2 separate regions of the Homo sapiens genome follow, and region 2 is linked to region 1. Evidence: chromatin loops called from intact Hi-C (ENCODE). Cell type or tissue: psoas muscle. All regions are shown on one strand. Each heading gives the region's core, and the rest is flanking DNA. Links, peaks and the distances in the headings are about the cores only. Region 1 has its middle 48 kb from the start of SLC25A5-AS1. Region 2 overlaps SLC25A43 (solute carrier family 25 member 43).

Region 1 (15,100 bases), core at 4,259-9,258:
TTTGTTTGAGTTCCTTGTAGATTCTGTATATTACTCCTTTGTTGGACGCATAGTTTGCAAATATTTTCTTCCATTCTGTGGGTTCTGTTTACTCTGATGATTTTTTCTTTTGCTGTGCAAGAAGCTTTTCAGTTTAATTAGGTCCCATTTATTTTTGTTTTTGTGGCATTTGCTTTTCGGGTCTTAGTCATAAATTCTTTGCCTGCCTAGGCAAAGAATGTCCAGAAGAGTTTTTCCTAGGTTTTCTTCTAGAATTTTTATGATTTCAGGTCTTAGATTTAAGTCTTTGATCCATCTCAAGTTGATTTTTGCATAAGGTGAGAGATAGGGATACAGTTTCATTCTTCTACATGGGGCTAGCCAGTTTGCCCAGCACCATTTATTGAATAGGGTATCCTTTCCCCAACTTACGTTTTCGTATGCTTTGTCAAATATCAGTTGTTTGTAAGTATTTGGCTTTATTTCTGGGTTCTCTATTCTGTTCCATTGGTCTAATATAACTACTTTTATTTTATTTTATTTTTATTATTTGAGACAGTCTCTCCCTGTTGCCCAGGCTGGAGTGCAGTGGCGTGATCTTGACCTACCGCAATCTCTGCCTCCCAGGCTCAAGTGATTCTCCTGCCTCAGCCTCCTGAGTAGCTAGGATTACAGGCACGCACCACCATGCCTGGCTAATTTTCGTACTTTCAGTAGAGATGAGGTTTCACCATGTTGGCCAGCCTAGTCTCGAACTCCTGACCTCAGGTGATCCACAAGCCTCGGCCTCCCAAAGTGCTGGGATTACAAATGTGAGCCACCGCGCCCAGTTAATGTAACTACTTTTATATCAGTACTATTTTGTTTTGGTAACTATAGCCTTGTAGTATAATTTGAAGTCCGGTAATGTGATACCTCCAGATTTGTTCTTTTTGCTTAGGATTGCTTTGGCTATTCTGGCTCTTTTTTAGTTCCATATGAATTTTAGGATTTTTTCTGATTCTGTGAAAAATGATGTTGGTATTTTGATAGGAATTGCACTGAATCTGTAGATTGCTTTGGGCAGTATGGTCATTTTCACGATATTGATTCTACCCATCCATGAGCATAGAATGTGTTTCCATTTGTTTGTGTCATCTATGATTTCTTTCAGCAGTGTTTTGTAGTTCTCCTTGTAGAGCTCTTCCAGAGAGGTATGTTTTTAATAAAATAACTTATCTTTAAATGGAAGCGAAAACGTGTGGAAAACATCCCAATTGGTGAGGCAGGGTGAAAAGAAATACTGCAATTTCTGAAAGCTTTGGATAAACTCACACCTGATAGTTTACCAAAGGACTCAAAGATGACATTTGGGTCTTCATGTTCCATGATGACCTTGTCTGAGTCAGAGGAATCCATGGCTCAGCCACAGGGTGGCATTTTATGTTCTTGTGTTCTCACATCCTTCAAACATCCTCACTGCTGCATATGCACGCCCACACCTTCTTCCCACATCCCGAAACCACTGCCCGAAGACAGGCCAGGTGATCGGCAAAATGAAGCCCCTCAGCTTCCAGTGAGCAGACAGAAGGCTTCTTCTCAGCCCCTCCTTCCCCTTGCTGCTTCCCAGGGGAGAGGCAGACTGTGGCCCTATGATTTTAGGAGCAGTCCCTGTCCCCAGTTGCAATATGGGTTCAACTCCCGACTATTTATTAGTCTTAGGCCTCTTGCTCTGCCCTATTTTATGATGTTCAGAACAACTCTATGAAAATGATAAGGCTGGCATTTTTCAATCCTGCCTCTACACTGCAGGTAGGGGTGAAGCCTCTTCAATATTGTTTTCCTGCTGAGCATGGTGGCTCACGCCTGTAATCCCAGCACTTTGGAAGGCTGAGGCAGGAGGACTGCTTGAACCCAAGAGGTCGAAGCTGCAGTGAGCTATGATTGTGCCATTGCACTCAGCCTGGGCAACAGTGAGACCCTGCCTGAGAAAGAAAAAAAAAAAGTAGTGTTTTTTTCTTACTACTTCTCTTTTCAGAATGCTTTCAACTGCCTGCTATTTTGAGTCCAAATTCGTGGCATGACCTTCAAAAACAAGTTATCATTAATTCAGCACTTACTATGTGCCAGGCGTTGAATCTCTTGTATCCCCTGAACCTAGTAACAACTGTAGGACAGGCATGCCACTATCTTTCAAATGAGTGAATAAATCCTCAGAACAGCCAGAAAAGCAGGTATTATTATTCCCCATTCTATTAATGAGGAGACTGAGGCCTAGAGAAGTTAAGCCACTTGCCTGAGGTCACAGTTAATAAGAAGAAAAATCAAGATTCAAACCCAGGTCTGTCTGATTCTAAATCTTGGGGATGCTATATATATATATAAAAATATATATATTTCTATATATAGAAATATATATATAGAAATATATAGAAATATATATATCTTATTATTTTATTTTATTTTGAGATGGAGTCTTGCTCTGTCACCCAGGCTGGAGTGCAGTGGCATGACCTCTGCTCACTGCAACCTCTGCCTCCCGGGTTCAAGTGATTTTCGTGCCTCAGCCTCCCCAGTAGCTGGAACTACAGGCGTGCATCACCACACACAGCTAATTTTTGTCTTTTTTGGTAGACACGGGGTTCCACCATGTTGCCTAGGCTGGTCTCAAACTCCTGGCCTCAAGTGATCCACCCACTTCGGCCTCCCAAAGTGTGGGGATTACAGGCGTGAGCCACAGTGCCCGGCAATATATGGCTTTTTAAGTCTCCTCCACCCTCAGCCTCCAGAGAGCAGACAGACAGGAACGTTCTGGCCTAGCAGACAGCCGTGTGATATTTTTGGTTCCAGTTATTACCGTGGAGATGGTTGCAGCTTTCTAGGCAGATGGAAGCACGCCAGCTGCCCCATCTACAGACACCGCCCTCCACAAATAGCTTATCAAACCCTGAGGATTGCAATATAATAAAGCAGCTGCCCCTGGGAACTCCCACAGCCCTCCCAGGATACACACCGTTGGCCAGCCCCAACCGCTGGTCCACCCCTGGAAGAAGGACTTCTTGGAAAACCTGTTGTTAGAAGGATTTCCTTCTAGGTAGCTGCTGTGCAGCCAGTAACCAGGGCTGCTCTCAGGGAGGATGGCTCCACCTTTCATTGTGCGGGCCTCCCTGTAGCCAGCTCTGCTCCTGTGGAACCTACTGACCTCTTGTGGGCAGAGTGTAAATGCACTGCAGCTGGACAGCCTCAGAGGGTGCGGGCTTCAGCCAGCTCCTCAGTTTGATTTGTCTCTGACAATGCTGGAGTGTGCTGGTCTCTTGACCTCGCTGCGCCTTGGTTTCCTCACCTATACAATGGGGAATAAACAAATATCCCTGTCCTACTTGAAAACATGAGAAAATACTTTTTTTTTTTTTGAGACAGAGTCTCGCTCTGTTGTCCAGGCTGGAGTGCAGCGGCACGATCTTGGCTCACTGCAACCTCCGCCTCCCAGATTCAAGCAATTCTCCTGCCTCAGCCTCCTGAGTAGCTGGGATTACAGGCACGTGCCACCACGCCTGGCTAATTTTTGTATTTTTAGTAGAGATGGGGTTTCACCATGTTGGTCTGGCTGGTTTCAAACTCCTGACTTCGTGATCCGCCCGCCTCGGCCTGCCAAAGTGCTGGGATTACAGGTGTGAGCCACCGCGCCCGGCCGAGAAAAGGCTTTAATTGGGGGGAAATATATGGGTAAATTCAAGATGCCAAGGTCCCAGGTGGGCACTCACAAAATTGCAGTACCTGACCAGAATGATTAGATATTATCCAACAGTGCTCATTAACCTTTTTAAGTCTGCAGCAGACACAGAAAATGGTATTTGTGTTGCACAAAGAAGGAGGCTTCTTGTGGCCAGAGCTGCCCCAGGCTCAGCCCAGCTACCCCAAAGGCTGAGAGCAGCAACATCTCAGGATTCCTGGAATCTTTTTGCAGCACGTGGGGTTGACAGATGTGACTGTATTATACAAGCAGTTGCAGAAGCAGTGAGCATTGTCAGGATTCTCTTTCTCCTCTTTCCATATAAGTCAGTTAACAAAACGTTTGGGTGGGTGGCCCTACCTCTTAGACACCCACAGAGTCCATAGACACAGGTAGAAACCATCATTGCACAGTTGGGCAAGGGTCTTATATGCCTGGCCCAGGCACAAGGCAGGGTTCCACAGGCTCTGGATCCTTTGTGCTTCTTTTGTAATGCAGAGAAATTAAGAGATCACAGCAGATTGTGTTTTGGGATAATCTGGGTCTGTCAGATACCAAAGAGCCTCCTGTCTCCCGTCAAACCTCGTTTCCTTTTCTCCTGCTGTCTACTTGCACTCCACTGACTCATTCATCCAACAAGCACTTAATAAGTGGCAACCAAGCACCAAACCTTGTGCCAGGTCGTGGGATTACAGGATGAAACTGTTGCCTTCAAGGAACTCAGTCTCATAGAAAGACAGACACAGAAAGAGAGGCACTGGATAGGCTGCAAGAGATCCAGTGGATGTCTGTAAAGAGGAGAGGAAGTGCGAGGGCCTAAGTCAACCTCAGAGAGTCAGGGACACTTGTAAAGACACCTGAAGATTAAATAAGGGGTGGGGGAGGGAAGAGTAACCAGGGAGGAACAAGGCAGCTTTGCAGAGAGAAGAACATATGCAAAGGAGGCCCCAAGACATGACAAAATGAAGCATGTTCAAAGCACTTCAAGTAGCCCAGTTGTGCTAGAATATAAAGTGCTAGATGGGGCGGGGGCGATGGAACCAGACAGGCAAGGGCCACATGAGAGGGGTGCCAATTGAAGGGGTTTTTATTCAATACTTCATCATTTATTAAATAGTTCAGCCACAGGCACGGTGGCTTACGCCTGTAATCCCAGCACTTTGGGAGGCTGAGGTGAGTGGATCGTCTGAGGCCAGGAGTTTGAGAGCAGCCTGGTCAACATGGCGAAACGCCTCTCTACAAATATACAAAAATTAGCCGGGCGTGGTGGTAGGCTCCTGTCGTCCCAGCTACTCTGGTGGCTGAGGCATGTGAATCGCCTGAACCCAGGACACAGAGGTTGCAGTGAGCCAAGATCGCACCACTGCACTCCAGCCTGGGCAACAAAGTGAGACTCCGTCTCAAAAATAAATAGATAAATAAATAAATAAAGGCAACAGGGGGCCACTGGGGCATCTTAAACAGAAGAATGCCATGATCCAAATTACATTTTTTTTTGAGATGGAGTCTTGCTATGTTGCTCAGGTCAGCCTTGGCATCCTGGGCTCAAGATATCCTCCTGCCTCAGCCTCCTGAGTAGCTGGAACTACAGGCACGTGCCACCAAATTACTTTGGTTGTTGGGAAGTAAGTAAGAAGGGAGAGAGATTGTGCTGAGAGAAATCTGTTTTCTGGCTTGAGTAACCAGATACACAGTAGCATTCACTGAATCCGGGAACACAGGGAGGACCCAGTTTGAAGCAGGGAATGAAGACAAGAGCCATTGTGAATACACTGGGTTTGAGATACCTGTAAGACACGAACGTAGGGTGTCTAATAGTCGGATATAAAAGTGTTTCATGGGTAGGGCACAGTGGCTCACACCTGTAATCCCAGTGCATTGGGAGGCAGAGCGGGGAGGATTGCCTGAAGCCGGAAATTTGGGGCTGTAGCAGGCAATGATCACACCATTACACTCCAGCCTCTGTGCTCCAAGCTGGGTGACAGAGCAAGACCCTGTCTCAAATAAATAAATAAAGTAAGTAAAATAAAAAAATAAAGTGGGTGAGGGCCAGATGCAGTGGCTCACGCCTGTAATCCCAGCACTTGGGGAGGCCCAGGCGGGTGGATCACTTGAGGTCAGGAGTTCGAGACCAGCCTGGCCAACATGGCGAAACCCCGTCTCTACCAAAAAATACAAAAATTAGCCAGGCGTGGTGATGGACACCTGTAGTCACAGCTACTCAGGAGGGTGAGGCAGGAGAAGCACTTGAACCCAGGAGGCGGAGGCTGCAATGAGCCGAGATTGCACCACTGCACTCCAGCGTGGACAATAGAGTGAGGAAACAAGAAAAAAAGAAAGAAAGAAAGAAAGAAAGAGGGGGAGAGAGAGGGAGGGAGGGAGGAAGGGAGGGAGGAAGGAAGGAAGGAAGGAAAAGAAAGAAAAGAAAGTGGGAGAGGGCCAAGTGTCCTAGAAATGAAGGGAAGAGGGGATGGCCATCGGAGCCACACTCACATAGAAGTCAAATAAGACAGGGCTGAAAAAGGAGAACCATTTCAGCAGTGATGGAGACCGAAGCAAGATCACAGTAGGCCTCTTCAAGAAGCTTAGACTGTGAAGGGGAGGAAAGAATGAAAGCTAGAAGTAGGCTCTGTGTCAAAGGTTTTTGTTGAAGGCATTAGTTCAAATGTACATGCTGAGGAGGAGAGATGGAGAAAGAGGGGAAGGTTGAGGCTTCAGGAAAGAGAGGAGGTAAGTAATAGAGCAAAGTCCAAGGGGAAGTGAGGAGGACTGAACTGAATACATGGGGGAGGTGGGTGTCAGCCTGGGGCAGGAGGAGGGAGTTAGGGGAGGGGGAGAGGGTGGTGCAGGTTGGATTTGCTGAGCAGACTCTGAGATGGAGATTAGCATGCAGGAGGTTTCTTAGGGAGTACTCTTGGGATCATCACGCGTGGAAAGGAAGGAATGGAAGCAGGACTGGAGAAAGGAGACATTGGGCTGCAATGCAGATTCAACAAAGGCCTCAGCCAGACCTATGGGAAGCTCTGAAGCTAAGAGTGGAGACAAGGGGGCCAGGCCTTTATATCCCCACATCAGTCATTCATTGGACACAGGCTGTCCTGGGAAGGAGGCATGCCCTTGGGCAAAGTGGGTTTCTTCAGCTGAGGCTGTCCCCAAAGGGGTCCACCAGCTGAGGGCTCTCTACTGTTAGGCACTGAGTCTTTCTGTTGTGAAGATCAGGGAAGCACATTGCAGTGTCTCCTATAGAGAGGAAGGGGGCGCTATTGCATTTGAGTTGAATCTGCAGCCCAGTTGGTGTGAGGCTGAAGTTCACGCTGTTGGCTTCAATTTTGCTCCGTGAAGATGGAAACCAATCTTTCTGATGAAAAGGGGGCTAGCTGGGGTTGGGGGCTAGAGGAGAGTGAAATGATGATGAAATGGCTGCTTCAGGACACTGAAGATGCGCTGACCAGGGACATACAATAGGATTGCCAAGCGATGTTAGGGTCTTAGTTGAAACTAAAAAAATCATTTTAGCAGGCCCAAACAGTGTCGCGATTTCAAGGCTCTGTCATTCTTGGTCACTTGGATATCTGTCCTTCCTCCTATGGATTTTTGTTAGTTTTTATGAGGAAATGTCTATATTATTTAGAGGAGAATATTTTGTGAGACCGTGTTCCTAAATTCTGCAACTTTTTACCTAAACTACTTCCTGAACCAGGCCTAAATTCAAGGCCTTCAGTATATAATTACAATTTTCGCTACAACAATCGTTGCTGATGCTAATGATGACAATCTTGCTAGTGGCAAACAAAACTGTGTGGATATTAAAATATTATAAACCAATTAGAAAATGACTTCAGGCCTGACAATAAAGAAGATAAACACTTGTCTACAAGTAGACAAATAAAAATCAGGATTAAATCTAATTAGCAGGCAAATACAAAATGTAGAAAATTACAAAGGAAAACGAAATTTGAAGCTTCAAGGAAAAAAAACACTGCTATAATAACGAAATATAGAACAGGTGGTTCATCAGGTACTAGAGTGACAATAGACAAGTACACCGTCCAATTAAACAATCGGCTTTTAAAATCCATACAGGAATTATGTGGATGATCATTCAAAAACAATGTCTCACTGTTCTGTGAAGAAAGGGTCCCCCACATGAGGGGGAGCAGTTATAATGAGAATTCACTAGGCCTAAAGTGTAGGCTAGGTAACCAACCGTGCCTTGCTCACGAAACCAGCTTGTTATTCCAGAGTAACTATGAGCAAGCAACAACCATGTTCATAGTAGCAGTAGCAATACGGTTCTTTCGTTTTGTTTTTTTTTGAGACGGAGTTTCACCTCTTGCCGCCCAGGCTGGAGTGCAATGGTGCGATCTTGGCTCACTGCAACCTCCGCCTCCTGGGTTCAAGTGATTCTTGTGCCTCAGCCTCCTGAGAAGCCAGGATTACAGGCGCCTGCCACCACGCCCAGCTACTTTTTGTATTTTTAGTAGAGACAGGGTTTACCGTGTTGGCTGGGCTTGTCTCGAACTCCTGACCTCAGGTGATCCGCCTGCCTCAGCCTCCCAAAGTGCTGGGATTACAGGAATGAGCCACCACGCCCGGCCAGCAATACAGTTCTTAGGGGAAAAAATGAAATGTCCAGTTCAAGAATAAAATCAACATTCATGATGGGGCCTCACTCGGCCTCCCTGCACAGATTTGTCACCGAACATACATTTCAACAAAGGCTTTGGTGCCCAAGTGACTTCAATTGTAGAAATTTTAGGACATAAAGGATGGAAGACCTATAGGGAAACTCTTTAGGAGGAATTAACCAGGTGTACCTTAAAATCACTCTAGGGCCGGGTGCAGTGGCTCACGCCTATAATTCCAGCACTTTGGGAGGCCGACATGGGTGGATCACTTGAGGCCAGGAGTTCGAGACCAGCCTGGCCAACATGGCGAAACTCCATCTCTACTAAAAATACAAAAATTAGCCAGGCGTGGTGGTGCACCCCTGTAATCCCAGCTACTCGGGAGGCTGAGGTGGGAGTATCGCTTGAACCCAGGAGGCAGAGGTTGCAGTGAGTCAAAATCATGCTACTAATTAGGAGATATACCTAATGTAAATGACGAGTTAATGGGTGCAGCACACCAACATGGCACATGTATACATATGTAACAAACCTGCATGCTGTGCACATGTACCCTAGAACTTAAAGTATAATAATAAAAAAAAAATCATGCTACTGCACTCCAGCCTGGACTACAGAGTGAGACTCTGTCTCAAAAAAAAATAAAAATCACTCTAGATATGAGGGGAGTCGGTACTCTTTCCAGCCCAACTTTAGAGAACAGCTGGAGATACCCACAGCCTCCAACGGTGGAACACTTCCAGCAAGTATAATCTTACAGCTCTTTTCTACCAGCCTGCCTGACCACGAGGCACTAATCCCAGGAGCTCCAACTACTGTTCCCCAGTCCTTTACCCCCTATCTCAGAAAGACACACATGTACTGTCAACTTAAATAACAGAAAGAGACTCTCTAATAGAAAATGACATTTATTCGGGAATAGGGCATTGCAATGGGAATAATAACACCATAGTAAACTATGTGCATATTCAGGGAGGTAAAGGAAGACAAAGGCTTTTAAAGGAAAAATGGGCCAGGCGTGATGGCTCACGCCTGTAATCCCAACACTTTGGGAGGCCGAGGCGGGCAGATCACCTGAGGTCAGGAGTTCTAGACCAGCCTGACCAACATGGAGAAATCCCGTCTCTACTAAAAATACAAAATTAGCTGGGCATGGTGGCGCATGCCTGTAATCCCAGCTACTTGGGAGGCTGAGGCAGGAGAATCGCTTGAACCTGGGAGGTGGAGGTTGCGGTGAGCCAAGATCACGCCATTGCACTCCAGCCTGGGCAACAAGAGCGAAACTCCATCTCAAAAAAAAAAAAGGAAAAATGAGGATTATATAATTGTTTTTGAAATGATTATCCTTGGCTACAAAGATCAATAACAAGGGTGATGCCAGTCTGAGGCTGGACAGGCAGTTGCTGGGCAGATGTCCTTGCAGAAGTTTTTTTTTGTTATTTTGTGTGTGTGTGTCTGTGTGTGTGTGTGTGTTTTTTTTTTTTTTTTTTTTTTTTGAGATGGAGTTTTGCTCTTGTTGCCCAGGCTGGAGTGCAATGGCATGATCTCGGCTTGCTGCAACCTCCGCCTCCCGGTTCAAGTGATTCTCCTGCCTCAGCCTCCCAAGTAGCTGGGATTACAGCTGCCCGCCACCACGCCTGGCTAATTTTGTATTTTTAGTAGAGATGGGGTTTCTCCATGTTGGTCAGGCTGGTCTTGAACTCCCGACCTCAGGTGATCCACCTGCCTAGCTCTCCTAAAATGCTGGGATTACACGCGTGAGCCACTGCGCCCGGCCAGAAGTATTTTTTGTGTAAGGTTGCAATGGCCATTGTGCAAGGTTGTGGTTTTTGTGGAGTTTTTTGTGATAGTCTTGTTATCATACAAGTGTGAGAATCCTCTCTTACATAGCCTTGCCTAGCTCTATGTGTCAGGGCTTTTTAAAAAATATAAAAGTGACTCCATTTTGATTCTGACAACTTTCACAGTACACATGCACAGAAAAAGTATTGATGATCTTGGTGATCTTCTGAATCTCCAAGGATACCTACCTTACCATGTTCCAGACAATCTACTAAGGGCTTTGTGCTCATATTACCCCTTTCTTCCTCTCAAGAACTCTATAAAGCAGGTACTTCTATTATCCCCATTTTATAGATGAGGACATGGATGCACAAAGAGGTAACATGACTTACTTAAGATCTCAGCCAGTAAGTGACAGAGCCAGGACACAAACCTAGGCGATCTGATAGTAAGGCTGTACATTTCCCCTAATGCTATGATGCCTCCCACATTTTGAGGACTAGACCAGTGATTCCTAACCATTCTTTTTTCATTGGTCCCTCTGAAAATTGGGTGAAATCAACAAATCCTCTCCCCAGAAAAATGCCCATCTGTTCACAAGCACACAGAACATATTTAATTTCAAGGAGCTTGGGGACTCCCTGAAGCTCATCCCTGAAGCCCATGGAGCCCAGGTTAAGAGCTTCTATTGTGTAGGCTAGCACGCTCTCGGGAAGCAATTTGGCCTAGACCCCACCCAACTCATCATACCCCTTGCTTCCCCTGGGAGAGCTCACCCCCTGTGCTTTAGGCTACTCTCACAGCTGAAGTTCAGAATGCTCTAGGGCTTTGTAACCTGGCTTTGTAACCTGACACTTGTGACCTCATATTTGTCCCAACATACTATGTCCATGCCATCTCCTGCTGCACCAGGATGAGGTCTCTACTGGGCTAGCCCAGCCCTGGTCCAGAGAAGATAAGCTCAAAGATTGTTCACAAAGAGAGCAGGGCATAGTGCTTCAACTCCAGAAACAGGGAGGGAAATCAAGTTCCCTGGCAGAGCAAATAAAAACTGGTGATGCCCAAAAGCCAAGACTTGGAAGCAACCTAAGTGTCCATCAACAGGCAAATGGATAAAGAAAATGTGGTACATACACACAATGGAGCACTATTCAGCCATAAAAGAGTGAGATCCTGTCATTTCAATAACATGATAGAACTGGAGGGCATTATGTTAAGTGATATAAGCCAGGCACAGAAAGACAAACTTTACATGTTCTCACTTATTTGTGGGAGCTAGAAATGAATTCATGGAGAGAGAGAGAGTAGCAGGATAGTTACCAGAGGCTGGGAATGGTAGTGGGGAGTTGTGGGGGGGGAAGTGTGGATGGTTAATGGGTACAAAAAATAGAATAAGATCTAGTATTTGATAGCACAACAGTGTGACTATAGCCAATCATTTAATTGTACATTTTAAAATAACTAAAAGAGTGTCATTAGATTGTTTGTAATACAAGGATAAACGCTTGAGGTGACGGATACCCCATTTACCCTGATGTGATTTTTACACATTGTATACCTATATCAAAATATCCCATATGCCCCATAAATATATACACCTACTATGCACCCACAAAAATAAAAAGAAAACTGGTGATGCCAAGGGCTCCCCAAACAATGGCCAGAACTGGAAGTACAGTCAGGAAAGGATACAAGTGGACACAGGTGGAAACCTGCTCTGGGGGCATCTAGGGTGGGTGCTGTGGTTTGGCCTCCCCAACCAGACATTCAGATTTGAGCTGCTCCAGAGCGCTCAGCAGGAAAGACATGTGAGATTCACATTTGAACTCAGAATAGGTCGGGGAAAACCACATTTGCGGTTCATTCATTCTGTCAACAGATGGTATTTAGCATTTGTTTTTTGTTGTTGGTTTTTTTTTGTTTTGTTTTGTTTTTTGAGACGGAGTCTCACTCTGTTGCCCAGGCTGGAGTGCAGGGGCATGATCTCGGCTCACCACAGCCTCCACCTCCCAGATTCAAGCGATTCTCCTGCCTCAGCCTCCTGAGTAGCTGGGACTACAGATGTGCGCCACCATGCCTGGCTAATTTTTGTATTTTTAGTAGAGATGGGGTTTCACTATGTTGGCCGTGCTGGTCTCGAACTCCTGACCTTGTGATCCACCCACCTCGGCCTCCCAAAGTGCTGGGATTACAGCCGTAAGCCACTGCGCCTGGCCTGTTTTTCGTTGTTATTGTTGTTTTTGAGACCAAGTCTCATTCTGTTGCCCAGGCTGGAGTGCAGAGGTATGATCTTGTCTCACTACAACCTCTGCCTCCCGGGTTCAAGCGATTCTCGTGCCTCAGCCTCCCGAGTAGCTGGGATTACAGGCACCCGCCACCACACCCGGCTAATTTTTGTATTTTTAGTAGAGACGGGGTTTCACCATGTTGGCCAGGCTGGTCTCCAACTCCTGACCTCAGGTGATCCACCCACCTTGGCCTCCCAAAGTGCTGGGATTTATAGGCGTAAGCCACCGCGCCCGGACGGTATTTAGCATTTGTTTCCTTACCAAGCAGTTATCTGCCAGGCACTGTACTAAGTTAGCACTTTACAAATATCAACTCACTTAATTTTCACAAAACCATAATGAGATGAGTACTACTATTGTCCCCATTTTAGACACAGGAAACCTGAAGCACAAGAGAGATTAAGCGACTTGGCCAGTTACACAGCTAGTAAGTGACAGAGCCAGGACGCAAATCTAGGCGATCTGATAGTAAGGATGTACATTTCCCATAATGCTATGATGCCTCCCACATTTTCAGGACCAGATCTGTGATTCCTAACCATTCTTTTTTCATCAGCAGAGCTGGGACTCAAACTCAGGCAGTCAGGCCTGCAGCACCCATGCTCTGAACCACCGTCTTCTGCAGCTAGTGTGATCCAGAGGCTTGGCTAGTTACTGGCAATAGAGCAGTGAACAGGCCAGACATGATCTCTGCCTTCAAGGTGTTTACATTCTAGAGTGGCCCCTGAGTAGTCAACAGGCAATTCCATCAAGTTATGATGAGTTCCATGTTGGGGGTCCGGGAGGCTGTGAGTGGGCTCCATATTGGGCTGGGTTCTGGGCTTCAGAGCAGAAGCCAACAGGTTGTAGGGACACCTTTCTTGGGTTCAGGATCAAAGAGGCCAAACAGGAGTAGGGGAGCCATTTCTGATTGTGGGGCCTGCCTTTCAGCTCCCATTCTGAAGCTGGGAAACCAAACAGCTGTGAGTGAGTCTCACATCAGGAACAGAAGCAGCACAGGAACCAAACAAGCGTGGTCACTCCCGCCAGGGGTATCAGAACAGCAGATCCTACAGACCTGTTTCCTCATCAATCTCTCCTCGCAGAGACTACAAGCTCCCTGAGGGTAAGACCTAGGCCTGCCTTTCTCCCTCATTCTCTCAGTGCCCAGCACAAGGTTGGCACCTAATCAACACTCAGTAAACACAGTAGATGCTCAATAAATATTACTTGGATGAATGGATTAAATAAACATTTAATCTACTGTTACCCAGAACTTTACTCTTATTATTATTTTTTATTTATTTATTTTTTAAGACAGAATCTCGTTCTGTCGCCCAGGCTGGAGTGCAGTAGCATGATCTCGGCTCACTGCAACCTCTGCCTCCCAGGTTCAAGTGATTATCGTGCCTCAGCCTCCTGGGTAGCTGGGACTACAAGCATGTGCCACCACACCTGGCTAATTTTTTGTATGTTTAGTAGAGACGGGGTTTCACCATGTTGGCCAGGCTGGTCTCGAACTGCTGACCTCAAGTGATCCACCCGCCTCGGCCTCCCAAAGTGCTGGGATTACAAGCGTGAGCCACAACGCCCGGCCCGGAACTCTACTAGACTCTGGGGTATAGCAGTGAACAACAACAGAAAAAATCCCTGTCCCCACTAAACTTTTAGCTTATAGTGGGAGCACCAGACAATGAGCAAAATGAGCAAATATTTATATAGGGTTTTAGCGAAAAACTATAGGAGGAGAGGGGGATAGGAAGTATGAGGAGGCGATGAAATTTTAGATACAATGGTCAGCAAAATCCTCTGAGAAAATGACATTTTCTCAGACAAAATCAAGACCTGAAGGAAGTGAGGGTGGGCCGTTTGCAGATACCTGAGGAAAAAATGTCAAGGCAGGAATGTGCCTGGCATGTCTGAGGGCCAGGGAGGAGATCACTGTGGCTGGAGCAGAGTGAGCTGATAGGGACTGGAGTAGGAGTTGAGGTCAGAATGAATGAACAAGTGGAGACTGGGAATGGTACCAAGAAGCAGGGGAACCAAACCAGTTCCACAGCCAGAAGCCCTCCAAGTCCTGACTGGCCCCATGGGGAAAGGGAGAGGAGAGCCCCCACAAGAGTGCCTATTAACTCACACTCCTCCAGCTCCATTCCAAAGGCATGACTTGAGTCCCTACCCCATGCCCAGCCCTGAAACTCCTGGAAAAAAAGCAGGATATTCCTTGAACCTCCTCTTTCTCCTCAATTGGGAATAAGGGCTGAGCTGGCAGGAACAAGCTGAGATTGAGAATTGACCTGTAGAGCTTACACAGTCCACCCTTCCTCCAGAATATTCCATTTGTCCTTGGAGACAGCATGACGGAGCCATGATGGGCTCTGGCCATCTGTTCCCTCTGGTCCTTCTGAAAGAAAACACTTTCAGACCAGGCACCGTGGCTCATGCCTGTAATCCCAGCACTGTGGGAGGCTGAGGAGGGAGGATCATTTGAGGCCTGGAGTTTAAGACCAGCATGGGCAACATGGAGAAACCCTGTCCCTACAAAAAAAAAAGAAAAAAAAATATATATATATATATACTCTCTCTATATAGTATATATATAAGGTTGGTGCAAAAGTAATTGCAGTTTTTGTAACGTGATGGCAAAAGCCACAATTACTTTTGCACCAACTTAATATAAATATAGTTATATATATAATGCTTATACTTAAATATATAAAAGCCAGACGTGG
Region 2 (15,100 bases), core at 6,054-11,053, 110 kb before region 1:
GGAACTTGAAGCCAAGTCTTCTGGCTCCTTAGTTCAGGTCTCTGTCTACCATTGCACAGCAGAAATATCTGCTTAGTTGGATTGACGATCAAGAGTCCACTCAGTAGTCTGTTGGGAGCTAGGTTATTGTAATGGGTGGCTTTCAGATGTATCAAATAGAAGACCCCCCCGCCCTGGAACTTCACAACCGCTTGTCTATCTTATCTAATAAACGTTAGTTTGGGTCCCTGCAGCTCTGAAATTGTTCATAACCAACACTATTTCTTTATTGAATAAGCACTTCATGAGCTTATGTTTGGCTGCACTGGCTGCCAACCTGTTAGGTTGAAGTATTGGCAGTTATAATTACACATATCCAGGGTGTGTGTTGTATCTGTGCTGGCTGAAAGGAAGGGGTTGCTGCAATTCACCAGTGTATCCAGTCTCACTGGAAAAAGCTTCTGTGCATGTATGTGTGGGGGTGGGAGGAAGAACAGAAAAGGGAACAGTGCCGCCCTAGCAAATCAAAAGTTTAAGATGCATGGACTGAGATGACATCATTGGCGGATTATCAGGGTTGCCTGCCCTGACTCTGAGATTCTAAGGGGAACAATTGATAGGACTTATCTCTGTATCAGATGGGAGAAGTCTGCGAAAAAAGGACTTCCTATGGTTCTTCTTTTTAATTGTGTATATTTGATATTGAGACTCTATAAAAGAAACTGATATAAAATACGGCTCCTCTTCCTAGTTCATCAAGTCATTCAGTGAATTAAGGGCCTGTTTCCTCTCCGCTTGCCCCTACCAGTCATTTCCTTGTCAGAAGTGTTGAACTCCCTTAGGCTCTATGCTGAGGACTAACACAGGGTCTGATACATTGTAGACCTTCAATAAATGAGTAGTGAATTAACTATGCCCTAGAAGTGACCAAGTGGGATGGGGAATAAGAGTGGGACAAGGAGAATGAATGGTATTTCTTTGGGCATTTCAAACTCCACCTTCTAGGTGGTTCCAGCTTGCTGCAGACCGCCCCTCCAGTCAAAAATTTCTTTTTTTTTTTTTGGAAGAAGTATTGCTCTGTCGCCCAAGTTGGAGTGCAGTGACGCAATCTCGGCTCACTGCAACCTCCACCTCCCGGGTTCAAGCGATTCTCCTGCCTCAGCCTTCCGAGTAGCTGGGATTACAGGTGCACGCCACCATGCCTGGCTAATTTTTGTATTTTCAGTAGAGACGGGGTTTCACTATGTTGACCAGGCTGGTCTCGAATTCCTGACCTCGTGATCCACCTGCCTTGGCCTTCCAAAGTGCTGGGATTACAGGCGTGAGCCACCACGCCCAGCCCCAGTCAAAAATTTCTACTTCCTCTGTTTCCCCTGTCCTTTCTGAGGTCCCCCTCCAACTTGACTGGCCAGGGTATAGAAGAGGGAGGAACGAGGAAGTGGGCAGGCAGGCAGTACAACTGAGGCAGATAGTCTGTTGGTGAATGCCACCTGTTTGAGAAAAACCTCTGTCAAACTTGGTTTTTCCTCTGCTCTCACACCACAACAACAACCCTCAACACAGAAGACTTCTGTGACCAAATGAGTGTGGGGAACCCCACACTCTGATAAATGGACACCAACTAGGTGTCCTCTGATTCAGTTCTGACACTGTCTACCTGGACATAATGTCAGACCAAGCCACAGGTTAAGGGCTTGGTCCCCAAGAATGGCCCCCAACCAGACACTAGTCACAAGTCCAGGCCTCCAGAACTTTTTTTTTTTTTTTTTTAAGACTGAGTCTCGCTCTGTGACCCGGGCTGGAGTGCAGTGCGTGATCTCGGCTCACTGCAACCTCTGCTTCCCGGATTCAAACTATTCTGCTGCCTCAGCCTCCTGAGTAACTGGGATTACAGGCGCCCGCCACCATGCCCAGCTAATTTTTGTAATTTTTTTACTAAAGAGAAGGTTTTGCCATGTTGGCCAGGCTGGTCTCGAACTCCTGACCTCAAGTGATCTGCCTGCCTCGGCCTCCCAAAGTGCTGGGATTACAGGCATGAGACGCCATGCCTAGCCAGGCCTCCAGAACTTCTGACCAACCAGCTTCAAGTTGGGGTTCCCACGACCCCCTCTTTGGGTTCGATTAATTTGCTAGTGCGGCTCACAGAACTCAGGGAAATAGTTAATGTTTACCAGTTAACTACAGAGGATACCACAAAGGATACAGAGAAGAGATGGGCAGGGTGAGGTAAGGGGCAGGGGGTGTGGAGCTTCCATGCCCTCCCTGGGCACGCCACCCTTCAGGAACCTCCACATGTTCAGCCATCCAGAAGGTTCCCAAACCCTGTCCTCTCGGGTTTTTATGGAAGATTTGTTACAGAGGCATGATTGACAACCATGTAGAAATGTGACTGGATGAAAAGCACATGATCTAAACCCAGCAAGGCCTGTCTGTTCAGACTTTTCTTGGCCTCTATGCAGCGTTCCTTTCTCTAGGGCAGAGGTGTCCAATCTTTTGGTTTCCCTGGGTCACACTGGAAGAAGAATTGTCGGGCCACACATAAAATACAATAACACTAACGATAGCTGATGAGCTAAAAAAAAAAAAATTGCAAAAAAATCTCATAATGTTTTAAGAAAGTTTGCAAATTGGTGTTGGGCCACATTCAAAGCCATCCCGGGCCACATGCGGCCTGTGGGCTGTGGGTTGGACAAGTTTGCTCTAGGGTATGGGGCAGGACCCTCTCTGGGATGAGGATCTTTTAACCCACAATCAGATTAGAGTCCTACCTTGGGCAGGTAAAAGGAGGGCAGGAGAAGGTCAAAGAGAGAAAGATTCTGTTTCCTGAGACCTAAAGTGCCCCAACATTATAACAAGGACTAGGGAAGTTAGGAGCCAGGAACCATGGGTGAAAACCAATGTATGTATCATAGCACCACATCACCTTTACTTCCCTGTATGTTTAAAAGCAGCTGATTAACTCAAATGACTGTTTCAGTTAATGCGGCTAAGGTAGGTTGACAAAATGAAGTCAAGACTCCTACAGCTTGAAGATGTTTTTAATCAGTGAGTGTTTACTTGAAAGCAAAAGAGCTAGCCTAGAACCCCTTAAATGCTTTCACCTGAATGCCCACTCTTATTTCTCATGCAGCAGCCCCTGGCCTATGGGCAACTGAAAGAACAGGAAATGCACCTCCTCACTGGAGGTTTGAAGGCTAAGGAACTGGGGATGCTCTCATTTTAAAAAGATAGGCCGGGCACAGTGGCTCACACCTGTAATCCCGGCACTTTGAGAGGCTGAGGCGGGCAGATCACTTGAGCCCAGGAGTTTGAGACCAGGCTAGCCAACATGGCGAAACCCTATCTCTACAAAAAAAAAAAAAAAAAAAAAAAAAATAGCCAGGCATGGTGGCGCACATCTGTAGTTTCAGCTACTCAGGAGGCTGAGGTGGGAGGATCTCTTGAGCCTGGGAGGTGGATGTTGCAGTGAGCCCAGATCATGCCACTGTACTTCTGCGTGGGCGATAGAGTGGCCACCGCACCCGGCCCAGAACTGGGCACTTTGGGAGGCCGAGCGGGGTGGATCACCTGAGGTCAGGAGTTCGAGACCAGTCTGGCCAACATGGTGAAACTCCGTCTCTACTAAAACTACAAAAATTAGCTGGGCATGGTGGCGTGCGCCTGTTGTCCCGGCTACTTGTGAGGCTGAGGCATGAGAATTGCTTGAACCTGGGGAACGGAAGTTGAAGTGAGCCGAGATCGTGCCACTGCACTCCAGCCTGGCCAACAAAGTGAGACTCTGCCTCAAAAAAAAAAAAACGTAATTACTGAGATGCTCGAAGTTATCATTTGAAGAAATTTTGTTCCTTTTTAAGTTTCAACAGAACTGAAAGACTGCACTCCAGTTGGTATTTACCAGGTACTTCTGTGCATTTACACCCCACAGGCAAGCCAGTGTTGACAATTATGTAGATAAAAGTAGAAAATGCTTTAAGTGGGAAGGACTTGGGATAGATGTAAATTAAGAAAGTTAGGCATCTCTTATAGCCAACTAGCATCATATAAATATAGAAAAATGTAAATGTATTATTCATGAATGCTTATATAGTACTATAGTAACTTTTCACTTTGTAAAGTACTTTGAAATGCTGGAAAATATTTCAAGAACTAGTGGAGAGAACTCTAGCACAATCCATAGTTGATTTCTCTGGCCTTTCCCCCTATTTTCTCCCAGATTTGTTGTGCTGTTCACAGATGACCTGGGCCACATTTCCCAGTGGAGCTCCATCATGGCTGGGAGTCTCGCAGGCATGGTTTCCACCATTGTAACATATCCTACAGACCTCATCAAAACCCGGTTGATCATGCAGAACATACTGGAACCATCGTACAGGGGGCTCCTCCATGCTTTTTCTACTATTTACCAACAGGAAGGGTTCCTTGCCCTTTATCGAGGGGTTTCCCTCACTGTTGTAGGTAAGATGGACCTTTTCACCTTGTCCAAGAAAAGGCTATGTTCTCTGAAATTACAAATGTATTGTATACCTTTGTGAGCCACTAAATCAGTTTTACTGAGATCAAGGTTATATGGATTCAACCTACATAGAGGCAATTAGCTTCATTCTATTCCATAGCCATACACTCCACTCCTAAACTTTGGCCAGTTACATCCCCGGGAGGGGAGTAGACCAGAAAGTGGAGGTGACTCAGCAAACTGGTAAGAATGCAATTCTAACCACTCTCCATCTGACTGCAGAAGGAGTATTCAGTGTACATACACATTGATATGCCATGAGGGCAACTAGGGTAGCAACTGTGTCTTCTGGGGTCTTTGTAACCTTTGCCAGAGCTACACATTTATGGCCCAATTGCAAAATCCAGTAGACTTTTTCCCTTTATCTGAACTTGGTTGCAGCATTTGATAAGGTTGACCACCCCTTCTTCTGGAAACTTGGCTTCCAGGACCCCTCCAAGTCCTGGGTGTCTTCCCATCTCTCTGGCAGCTCTTTCTTATCTGACTTATCCGGCCCATCTGGGTCGTCTGATACTGCCAGCCCCTACATGTTGCTCTTCCCCTGGGCTCCTTCCTTAGCTTTCTTTTTACCCTCCCCTTTAGCTTGCTTCTCATCCTCCAAACCCTCCCTAGGTGGCCTCATCTATGCTAGTGGCTTAAGCAAGCGTCAGTGTATTCTGTGACCCTTATTCTCTACCTCTTTAGTAACAATGGCCAACTTTTGGGGGGAAGTACTTACCATGTTCTGGGTACTGGGCCAAATGCATTGCATGCGCTTTCTCATGAGGCCTTATTTTACAGATGAGGAGATAGATGCTTCAGGAAGCTAAGTGACTTGCCCAAGTCCACATAGATAGAAAGCAGGAGAAACTAGCAATAGAACTCCAGAGCCCTCTGTTAGCCCCTGACTGACACCAATTCCCAATGGTAGTATGAGTCCCTGCTGTTGGACACCTTCACCTCCATGCTCCCTAGGCACATCAAATTCAAGATTAACCCTGATGTCCTCGTTGGTCTCAAACTAGCTCTTCCTCCTGTGTTCCCTAATGAATGAGACTACCTTCCTTTCACCCCGTGGCCCAAGCCAGAAAAAAAAGCCTAGGGATCACTTCAACTTCTCCTCTCACTCCACCCCCACTTGAATCACCAAGTCCCGTCGATTTGACTCATCCTCTTTCCCACAGGTCCTTACAACTCAGACTCTCAGGGTCTCCCACAGACTCTGGCTCCTACCTGCTTCCACTCTTGGTATCTCCTGCCCCAGTCTTCCCCGTGCACTGCTGCCCGGCTGAGGTGATCTCTCCACGTGCAATTTCATCGTTTCACGGCCCTCATTTCACTGCTCTCCTTAAAAAGTATTCAGCGACTCCTGAGCTACAGGAGAAAGCCCAAATTCCTTAGGACATTCTAGATCCTTCAGACCTGGCCCCTGCCAGTTTGTCCTACCTCATCTCCTGCCATACCTCCACCTGCATTCATGCTCCAGCCCTTCAGAAAAACTTGGATTTCCTGGAAATACCACTCCCTTTATACATGCTATTCCCTTTGCCTTTCCACTCTGTCAAAGTCTGATGAACTCCTATTTATTCCTCAAGACCCAGTTCAAAAGTTCTCTCTTTCATCAAGTCCCTCCTGACTCCCCCAGGCAAAATTAATCCCTTTGATCCTTGTGTACCTAATGCATTTCATATAGCCCCCCTGTTGTGGCACACATCAGGGGTGTTATACTGACTTTGCCCTGGCTGTCTGTTCTCCTCGATGATGAGCATCTCCAGAAATTAGCCCGCTCCTCTTTCGATTCCCAGCACCTGACATAGGGCCTGGCACATAACCTAAGCTTTCCAGACATTTTCTGAATGAAGGTAAATGGAAGGTTGGTGAGCCAATTAAATAAACATTACATTTTTCTAAAGATAAGCAATTTCACTTGTATTATCCCCTATTTTAAATTTCATTTTGAGGGAGAAATTTAGTCCCTCTGTAAACTAAAGATGGCTCCTAAAGGTTCTGGAAGTTTGTGAAAGTGCCACCTACTATATTACTTACTCACCATCTCAGTTCTTAGAAAGGTGAGGAAGCCACACAGTGTAGGGTGCCCACTGGGCCATGATATGACCATGTCATTCCCAAAGGTGAAGTCAGGTGACCTCCCTCACCATCGAGAGTCTCTCACTTTCCAGTTTTCATAAAATGTTTCCTTCTCAGCTAGAGATCAGTCCCTCCTGTCCTCCAAAACATAATGAGGTGCTGCCCACTGGCTTTTTTTACTTGAGTGATTTTTTCCCCGAACATTAAAAAAAAGCTTCAAACATCTAGAAAAATTAAAAGAAATCTAGAGTATACATCCATGGACCATCTAGATGCTACAATTAACATTTTGCTATTCATCCCTCCAGCCATTCATCAGTCCATTTTTATTTTATTTATTTATTTATTTATTTATTTATTTATTTATTTTTTGAGACAGAATCTTGCTCTGTCACCCAGGCTGGAGTGCAGTGGTGCAATCTCGGCTCACTGCAACGTCTGCCTCCCAGGTTCAAGCGATTCTCGTGCCTCAGCCTCCCAAGTAGCTGAGATTACAGGCACGCACCTCCACGCCCAGTTACTTTTTGTATTTTTAGTAGAGATGGAGTTTCCGTTTTAGTAGAGATGGAGTTTAGTAGAGACGAGGTCAGGCTGGTCTCGAACCCCTGACTTCAAGTGATCCGCCCACCTCGGCCTCCCAAAGTGCTGGGATTACAGGCGTGAGTTACTGTACTCAGCCAGCCCACCTTTTTTTTTTTTTTAATGATTTCAGTGTAACTTGCAAATATCAATACACTTCACCCCTAAACCCTTCAACATGTGTGTCATTAACTAGAGTTCAATATTTGTGTATGGTTCTTTTTTTTGAGATGGAGTTTCTCTCTTGTCACCCATGCTGGGGTGCCGTGGTGCGATCTCAGCTCACTGCAACCTCTGCCTCCTGGGTTCAAGTGATTCTTCTGTCTCAGTCTCCCAAGTAGCTGGGATTACAGGTGCCCAACGCCACACCCAGTTACTTTTTGTATTTTTAGTAGAGATGGGGTTTCACCATGTTGGCCAGGCTGGTCTCAAACTCCTGACCTCAGGTGATCCTCCCGCCTTGGCCTCCCAAAGTGCTGGGATTACAGGCATGAGCCACCACGCCCAGCCGTATGGTTGTTTTTTAAAGTACAATTTACATCCAGTAAAGTGGACAAACCTTTAGTGAACCATTTGATGCATTTTGACAAATGACACAACCCCTACCAAAATATAGCACATTATCGCACTCAAGAAAGTTCCCTCATGCTCCTTGGGTTGGAGGGATTTTAGCAACCCCAGAGCCCCTCCTGTTTTCTTTCCCCGGAATCCCCCCAGGAATTTATGTTCTCAAGCCAGTGTTTTCCCAAGACAGCAGCAGCTTCTCCCTGGCCTTGTTTTGCAGGTGCTCTCCCGTTCTCTGCTGGCTCCCTTCTTGTTTACATGAACCTGGAGAAAATCTGGAACGGACCCCGAGATCAGTTCTCTCTCCCACAGAACTTTGCTAATGTCTGTCTGGCTGCTGCAGTGACCCAGACCCTCTCCTTTCCCTTTGAGACCGTGAAGAGAAAGATGCAGGTGAGGAGTTATCAGAGTGGGGTAGGGGGTGGAATGCTTTGTAGTGTTTGTGGTCGGGTAATAACAGCAAAGAACACTGACCCCAAGTGATGCCAGGTTTCCAAGGAGCTTCTGACTGCTCATAAATACTGTGCAAACCCCCACTCTGTGGCATTTCTGCTGCTAACCTCAGAGCTGTTGGCTTGAGCCCCGGCTGCCTCCTCATTCCCATCCTCTGTTTTTTGGTCTTTTAAGAAGCCTCCAGGCTAGGGGCGGTGATTCACGCCTGTAATCCCAGCACTTTGGGAGGGCGGAGGCGGGTGGATCACTTGAGGTCAGGAGTCCAAGACCAGCCTGGCCAACATGGTGAAACCCCGCCTCTACTAAACAAACAAAAATTAGCTGGGCGTGGTGGCAGGCGCCTGTAATCCCAGCCACTCAGAAGGCTGAGGCAGGAGGATCACTTGAACTTGAGAGGCAGAGGTTGCAGTGAGCTGAGATCGCGCCATTGCACTCCAGCCTGGGTGACACAGAAAGACTATGTCTCAAAAAAAAGAAAGAAAAATAAGAAAGAAAGAAAAAAAAGAAGCCTCCAGATGAGGCTTCTCTTTTCTTTCCTGACTTCCTGATTATATCACTTGTGGCTCTCCTTCCTCCAAGACCAGCAGAGAGTAGAATATGAAATGCAGCCTGCTAATGCTCCCTGTCCTTGCTGCCTCCACAGCAAGGATGCCACTCTTGGTTTCCTCACTGTGCCTTACCTCAGTGAAGCAGACTGGATAGGACCAACATAAGCTAGGAACTGTAGCTAACAAGGGTCCAGCATCCCTGACTCCCTCGCTGAGGAAGGAACTGCATTTAAAATGTGGCAGCATCAGGCCGGGCACGGTGGCTCATGCCTGTAATCCCAGCACTTTGGGAGGCCGAGGTGGGCGGATCCCCTGAGGTCGGGAGTTCGAGACCAGCCTGACCAACATGGAGAAACCCTGTCTCTACTAAAAATACAAAATTAGCTGGTTGTGGTGGCACATGCCTGTAATCCCAGCTACTCGAGAGGCTAAGGCAGGAGAATCACTTGAACCCGGGAGGCAGAGGTTGCAGTGAGCCAAGATTGCACCATTGCACTCCAGCCTGGGCAACAAGAGCAAAACTCTGTCTCAAAAAAAAAAAAAAAAAATGAGGCGGCATCTTAGTGAGACCACTGAGGCAAAATCCTAGAATCAGAAGTTCCAAAGTGAGTAATTGTCTTAGCCTAGAATAAGCCAATTTTGATCAAAGAAAAATCAGACTAGTTCAAATAAGGTTGGGTGGGTAACAGTTATATCTGTACAGTGGGGGCAGGCCCAGAATCCTAGCAGGGCTGAGGTGCTGTATCTTCTCTTAGCCCTGCTCAGGCCCTTAAAATTCAAAAATAGCTAATGCATGCTGGACTTAATACCCAGGTGATGGGTTGATAGGTGCAGCAAACCACCATGGCACATGTTCACCTACGTAACAAACCTGCACATCCTGCACGTGTACCACAGAACTAAAAATAAAAATTTTTAAAAAAATTCCACTTCCATAGGCTAGGCTGTCTCCATGGCCTCTTCTGGGCAAACCCTGATTTATACAAGCAATATATTCCTGAAGAACTCTATAGAAATTAATTTGGGGTCAGCTGAATCCAAGTTTAAATGAGCAGTCCCAGCCAAGTTTGGTTTTCCCCTGTGACTCTAACTTGTCCTCGCTTGCTCAATGTCCCTCCCCGCTCCCGCTTTCCCTCTGTAGTAGTCCCGGCTGCCCTGGGCCATCGCTTACCTCAGCACTAAACAGCCTGAAGGTGCTTATCAAAGCTGCCACTCCACTCCCTGAAACTTCATCTGTCTGGGTTGCATTCCTTTCCTGTCCTTGTCCAAACAGATAATTGTCGCATCATTGTAATGGTAGTATAGGTGCAAAATTTTTCTATTCGTTGGTAAGAAGTCTTTATATATTAAAGATATTAACCCTTTGTCATACATTTCACACAATTTTTCCAGTTTGACATTTGGTGTTTTTTTTTTTTTTGAGAGACAGAGTCTCACTCTGACACCCAGGCTGGAGTGCAGTGGCACAATCTCAGCTCACTGCAACCTCCTCCTCCTGGGTTTAAGCGATTCTTCTGCCTCAGCTTCCCAAGAGCTGGGACTACAGGCATGTGCCACTACACCCAGCTAATTTTTGTATTTTTGGTAGAGATGGGGTTTCACTATATGTTGACCAGGCTGGTCTCGAACTCCTGAGCTCAAGAGATCCACCCGCCTCAGCCTCCCAAAGTGCTGGGATTATAGGCATGAGCCACTGGGCCCAGCCAACATTTGGCTTCTAGTGCTATTTATGTGTTGTTGGTGGTGGTGCTTTGTTGTACATATTTGTAGAATTTTATCTAATTATATCTATTACTTTTTTGTTTGTTTGTTTCTGACTTTGCTTTTCTGCTTAAATGTAAAGTCTGCTTAGTGCATGCTTATCTTTTTTTTTTAAGTATTTCTAATTTTAAAAATAATGCACATTTGGAAGGCCAAGATGGGAGGATCACTTGAGCCCAGTAGTTTGAGACCAGCCTTAGCAACATAGCGAGACCTTGTCTCTACTAAAAATAAAAAATTACCTGGGCATGGTGGTGTGTACCTGTGGTCCCAGCTACTTGGGAGACTGAAGCAGGAGGATTACTTGGGCCCAAGAGGTCGAGGTCACAGTGAGCTATAATCCTGCCACCGCATTCCAGCCTGGGTGACAGAGAGAGACCCTGTCTCAAAGAAAAAAAAAAGTAATGCACATATACTTTAAAATGGTTAAAATGGTTCATTTTATGTATATTTGACCACAATGAAAAAAAAGTAATACACATAAGTTGTAGAAAATTTGGGACATACAGAAAAGTGCAAAAAGGAAAATAAATTACCCATAGCCCAACACCCATGGATTATAATGATTAATAGTTTTCCTTCTATGGACCTTCATATATATACATAAACACACTCACACACATATAAAGATATATAAGGTTATTTCTTTTACAAAATTGTGTTCACACTGTATATAAAAATTAGTATCCTTAGGCCGGGCGCGGTGGCTCACGGCTGTAATCCCAGCACTTTGGGGGGCCGAGGCGGGTGGATCACCTGAGGTCAGGAGTTTGAGACCAGCCCGGCCAACATGGCGAAACCCCGTCTCTACTAAAAAATACAAAAATTAGCTGGTCATGGTGGCACATGCCTGTAATCCCAGCTACTTGGGAGGCTGAGGTAAGAGAATCCCCTGAACCTGGGAGATGGAGGTTGCGGTGAGCCGAGATTGCACCACTGCACTCCAGCCTGGGCGACAGAGCGAGACTCCATCTCAAAAAAAAAAAAAAAAAATTAGTATCCTTTTTTCACTTATTATATAATGGGTATTTCCCTGGGCCATTAAGTATTTAATTATCAAATAATATTCCACCATATGGATGTGCCAAAAATATGTAACAATTTCTCCTTTTTTTAATATTTAGGCTTTTTCTAATTCTTGAGTTATACTAACATTGTAATGAAAACCTTTGCATTTTTTCATATCTGTGATGATATCCTTAGGCTATATTCCTAGAAATTGACTTATAGGTCACAAAATATGAACAATTCTAAGACTCTTCATGAAATGTGCACTCCAGAAAGGTTGTAAGTTTGTAATTCCACCAGCACTAAAGCAGTGGCTCAGCTTCTAAACTCTCAATATTCATTGATATTAATTATCAATATTAATTGTCACTTTTTAAATCATTATGAACCTAATAGCTGAAAAATAGTATCCCATCATTTTAATTTTAATTTGATTGATTATAAGCAAGGTTGCACTGGCCCTTTGTATTTCTTTGTAAGTTTTGTATTTATGTCCTTGCCCTATTTTTCTAGAATATTCAACTTTTTCTATTCATTGGTAAGAAGTCTTTATATATTAAAGATATTAACCCTTTGTCATACATTTCATATATTTTTCCCAGTTTGACATTTGGCTTCTAATGCTGTTTATGTGTTGGTGGTGGTGGTGGGTTTTTGTTTTGTTTTGTTTTTTTAGACAGGGTCTCGCTATGTCGCCCAGGCTGGAGTGCAGTAGCAGTTCAAGCATTTCTCCTGCCTCAGCCTCCCAAGTAGCTGGGATTACAGGCACCTGCCACCATGCCTGGCTAATTTTTGTATTTTTGATAGAGACACGGTTTCAGCATGTTGGCCGGGCTGGAGTGGTGATGTTTTGTTGTACATATTTTTAGAATTTTATCTAATTATATCTATTAGTATTATCTTCTGTTTCTGACTTTGCTTTTGTGCTTAAAAGGCCTATTCTATCCCATGATCCTATGACTATTCACTTATATGTTATTTAAATACTTTTTTAGTTGTGATTTTTACACTTGGCTTCTTTTTTTTTTGAGACAGGGTCTCACTACTGCCCAGGCTGGAGTGCAGTGGTGCGATCTCAGCTCACTGTAGCCTCGACTTCCCAGGCTCAGGTGATTCTCTCACCTCAGCCTCCTGAGTAGCTGGGACTACAGGCATGCACCACCACACCCAGCTAATTTTTTTTTTTTTTTTTTTTTTTTGAGACGGAGTCAGGCTCTGTTGCCAGGCTGAAGTGCAGTTGCACCATCTCGGCTCACTGCAACCTCCATCTCCCTGGTTCAAGCAATTCTCTTGCCTCAGCCTCCTGAGTAGCTGGGACTACAGGCACGTGCCACCACACCCAGCTAAATTTTTTTTTGTATTTTTAGCAGAGACGGGGTTTCACCAAGTTGGCCAGGATGGTCTCAATCTCTTGACCTCGTGATCCGCCTGCCTTGGCCTCCCAAAGTGCTGGGATTACAGGGGTGAGCCGCCGTGCCTGGCCATCATACCCAGCTAATTTTTGTATTTTTTGTAGAGACAGAGACTTGCCATGTTGCCCAGGCTGGTATCAAACTCCTGGACTCAAGCAATCCTACCCATCTCAAACTCCCAAAGTGCTGGGATTACAGGCATGAGCCACTGTGCCCAGCCTTACACTTAACATTTTAATACATTTAGAATTTACCTGGTGTGGCAGGGTGCAGTGGCTTGTACCTGTAATCCCAGCACTTTGGGAGGCCAAGGTGGGCGGATCACCTGAGGTCAGGAGTTCGAGACCAGCCGGGCCAACGTGGTGAAACCCTGTCTCTACTAAAAATGCAAAAATTAGCCGGGTGTGGTGGTGCGTGCCTGTAGTCCCAGCTACTCAGGAGGCTGAGGCAAGAGAATCACTTGAACTCAGGAGATGGAGGTTGCAGTGAGCTGAGATCATCCCATTGCACTCCAGCCTGGGCAACAGAGCAAGACTCAGTCTCAAAAAAAAAAAAAAATTTACCTGGTGCACAGGTGCCGTGACTCCTGCCTGTAATCCCAGCACTTTGGGAGTTTGAGATAGGTAGGATCACTTGAGGCTAGGAGTTCGAGACCAGCTGGCCAACATGGTGAGACCCGTCTCCATAAAAAATACAAAAATTAACTGGGCACACCTGTAACTGGTGCACACCTGTAGTCCCAGCTACTTGGGAGACTGAGGAGGGAGGATCACTTGAGCCCTGGAGGTAGAGGCTGCGGTGAGCCGTATTTGTGCCACCACACTCCAGCCTGGGTGACAGAGCAAGACCCTATCTCAAAAAAAAAAAAAAAAAAAAGAATTTTCCTGGTGCATGATATGAAACAGTCATCTAAGTTTTTTTTTTAATAGTTTACCAATTGTTTAAGCACCATTTTTTGAATAATTCTTTTCTCCACTACTTTGTGCTGCAGCTTTCACCACATACTAAATGTTTATATCTATTCTAGGGTCTCTATCTTAATGACCATAACTTTAGAAAAATGCCTTTTTTTTTTTTAATTTTTTTGAAATGGAGTCTCGCTCTGTCGCCCATGCTGGAGTGCAGTGGCGTGATCTCAGCTCACTGTAACCTCCGCCTCCCAGGTTAAAGCGATTCTCCTGCCTCAGCCTCCCGAGTAGCTAGGACTGCAGGCATGTGCCACCACGCCCGGCTAAGTTTTTGTATTTTTAGTAGAGACAAGGTTTCACCATGTTAGCCAGGCTGGTCTCGAACTCCTGGCCTCATGATCTGCCCGCTTTGGCCTCCCAAAGTGCTGGGATTACAGGCGTGAGCCACCGTCCCCGGCCAAAAAACACCTTTTAATGTCTAGTGGAATATAGCCCTCCTCATTGTTTTTCTTTTCAACATTTCCTTGATTATTTTCGGGCATTTGTTCTTCCTGATAACTTTAGAATTACCTTGTGATTATGATTGGAATTATGTAAAACCCATACACTTGGAGTAATTTATGTAAAATATTTCATCTTTTATTCAGAGACACAGTATGTCTCTCCTTTACTTTCAATCTTCTTTCTTTAGCTTGAACCAGATGAAATTACCAATATTCAACTTTGTTGACATCATTCAAACAGCAATTTCATCTGGTTCAAACCTTAGAAAAGTTGTTTTCTTCAAAGGGAAATTATGCTCTCTCTAAACAAACAAAAAAATAGTTTCTCTTAAAAAATCTGGGGAGAAGTAGGGTAGGAAAGAAGTATGATATACTGTAAGTGTTTTATTCATTTTTTAAAAATCCTGGTCCTAAGAATTTCTCACTGCCAGGGGCATCTCTCCAGCACTTTCAGCCACTTCATGCCTAGTTCAAGGCTTCGCCAGCTTAGCTTCCTCCCCATAGTGGGCCAGTCCAAAACAACCAGGGCCTTGAGCCTCAAGGGGTAGGGCTAGTCCGTGAAAAAGGGTTTCAGGCCAGGTGCGGTGGCTCACATCTGTAATCCCAGCACTTTGGGAAGCCGAGGCGGGTGGATCACCTGAGGTCAGGAGTTCAAGACCAACCTGACCAACATGATGAAACCCCATCTCTACTGAAAATACAAAAAAAAAAAAATTACCCAGGTGTGTTGGCACGTGCCTGTAGTCCCAGCTACTCAGGAGGCTGAGAGAGGAGAATCACTTAAACCTGGGAGGCGGAGGTTGCA

The links. Peaks named below come from ENCODE experiments on the same cell type or tissue, not always from the same donor. Only the 100,000 strongest peaks of a DNase experiment are listed, where the experiment ranks them.
Region 2: a loop joins it to region 1, with 2.4 times the contacts of the local background. A loop is called at or near these places in 18 of 110 quality-filtered maps.

What each region holds. Positions count from the first base shown.
Region 1 is chrX:119,509,508-119,524,607 of GRCh38, forward strand. No RefSeq gene overlaps it. Among named protein-coding and RNA genes, the nearest start is that of SLC25A5-AS1, 48 kb to the left of the region's middle. RefSeq lists a silencer at 3,019-3,313. In psoas muscle, for the core only: a CTCF peak has its summit at 6,951; no DNase peak of the experiment used is centred there.
Region 2 is chrX:119,402,268-119,417,367 of GRCh38, forward strand. It overlaps SLC25A43 (solute carrier family 25 member 43), which reads left to right. Exons shown (of 5, transcript NM_145305.3): 2 at 4,193-4,434; 3 at 7,923-8,095. Among named protein-coding and RNA genes, the nearest start is that of SLC25A43, 10 kb to the left of the region's middle. In psoas muscle, for the core only: no CTCF peak of the experiment used is centred there; a DNase peak (open chromatin) is centred at 8,384.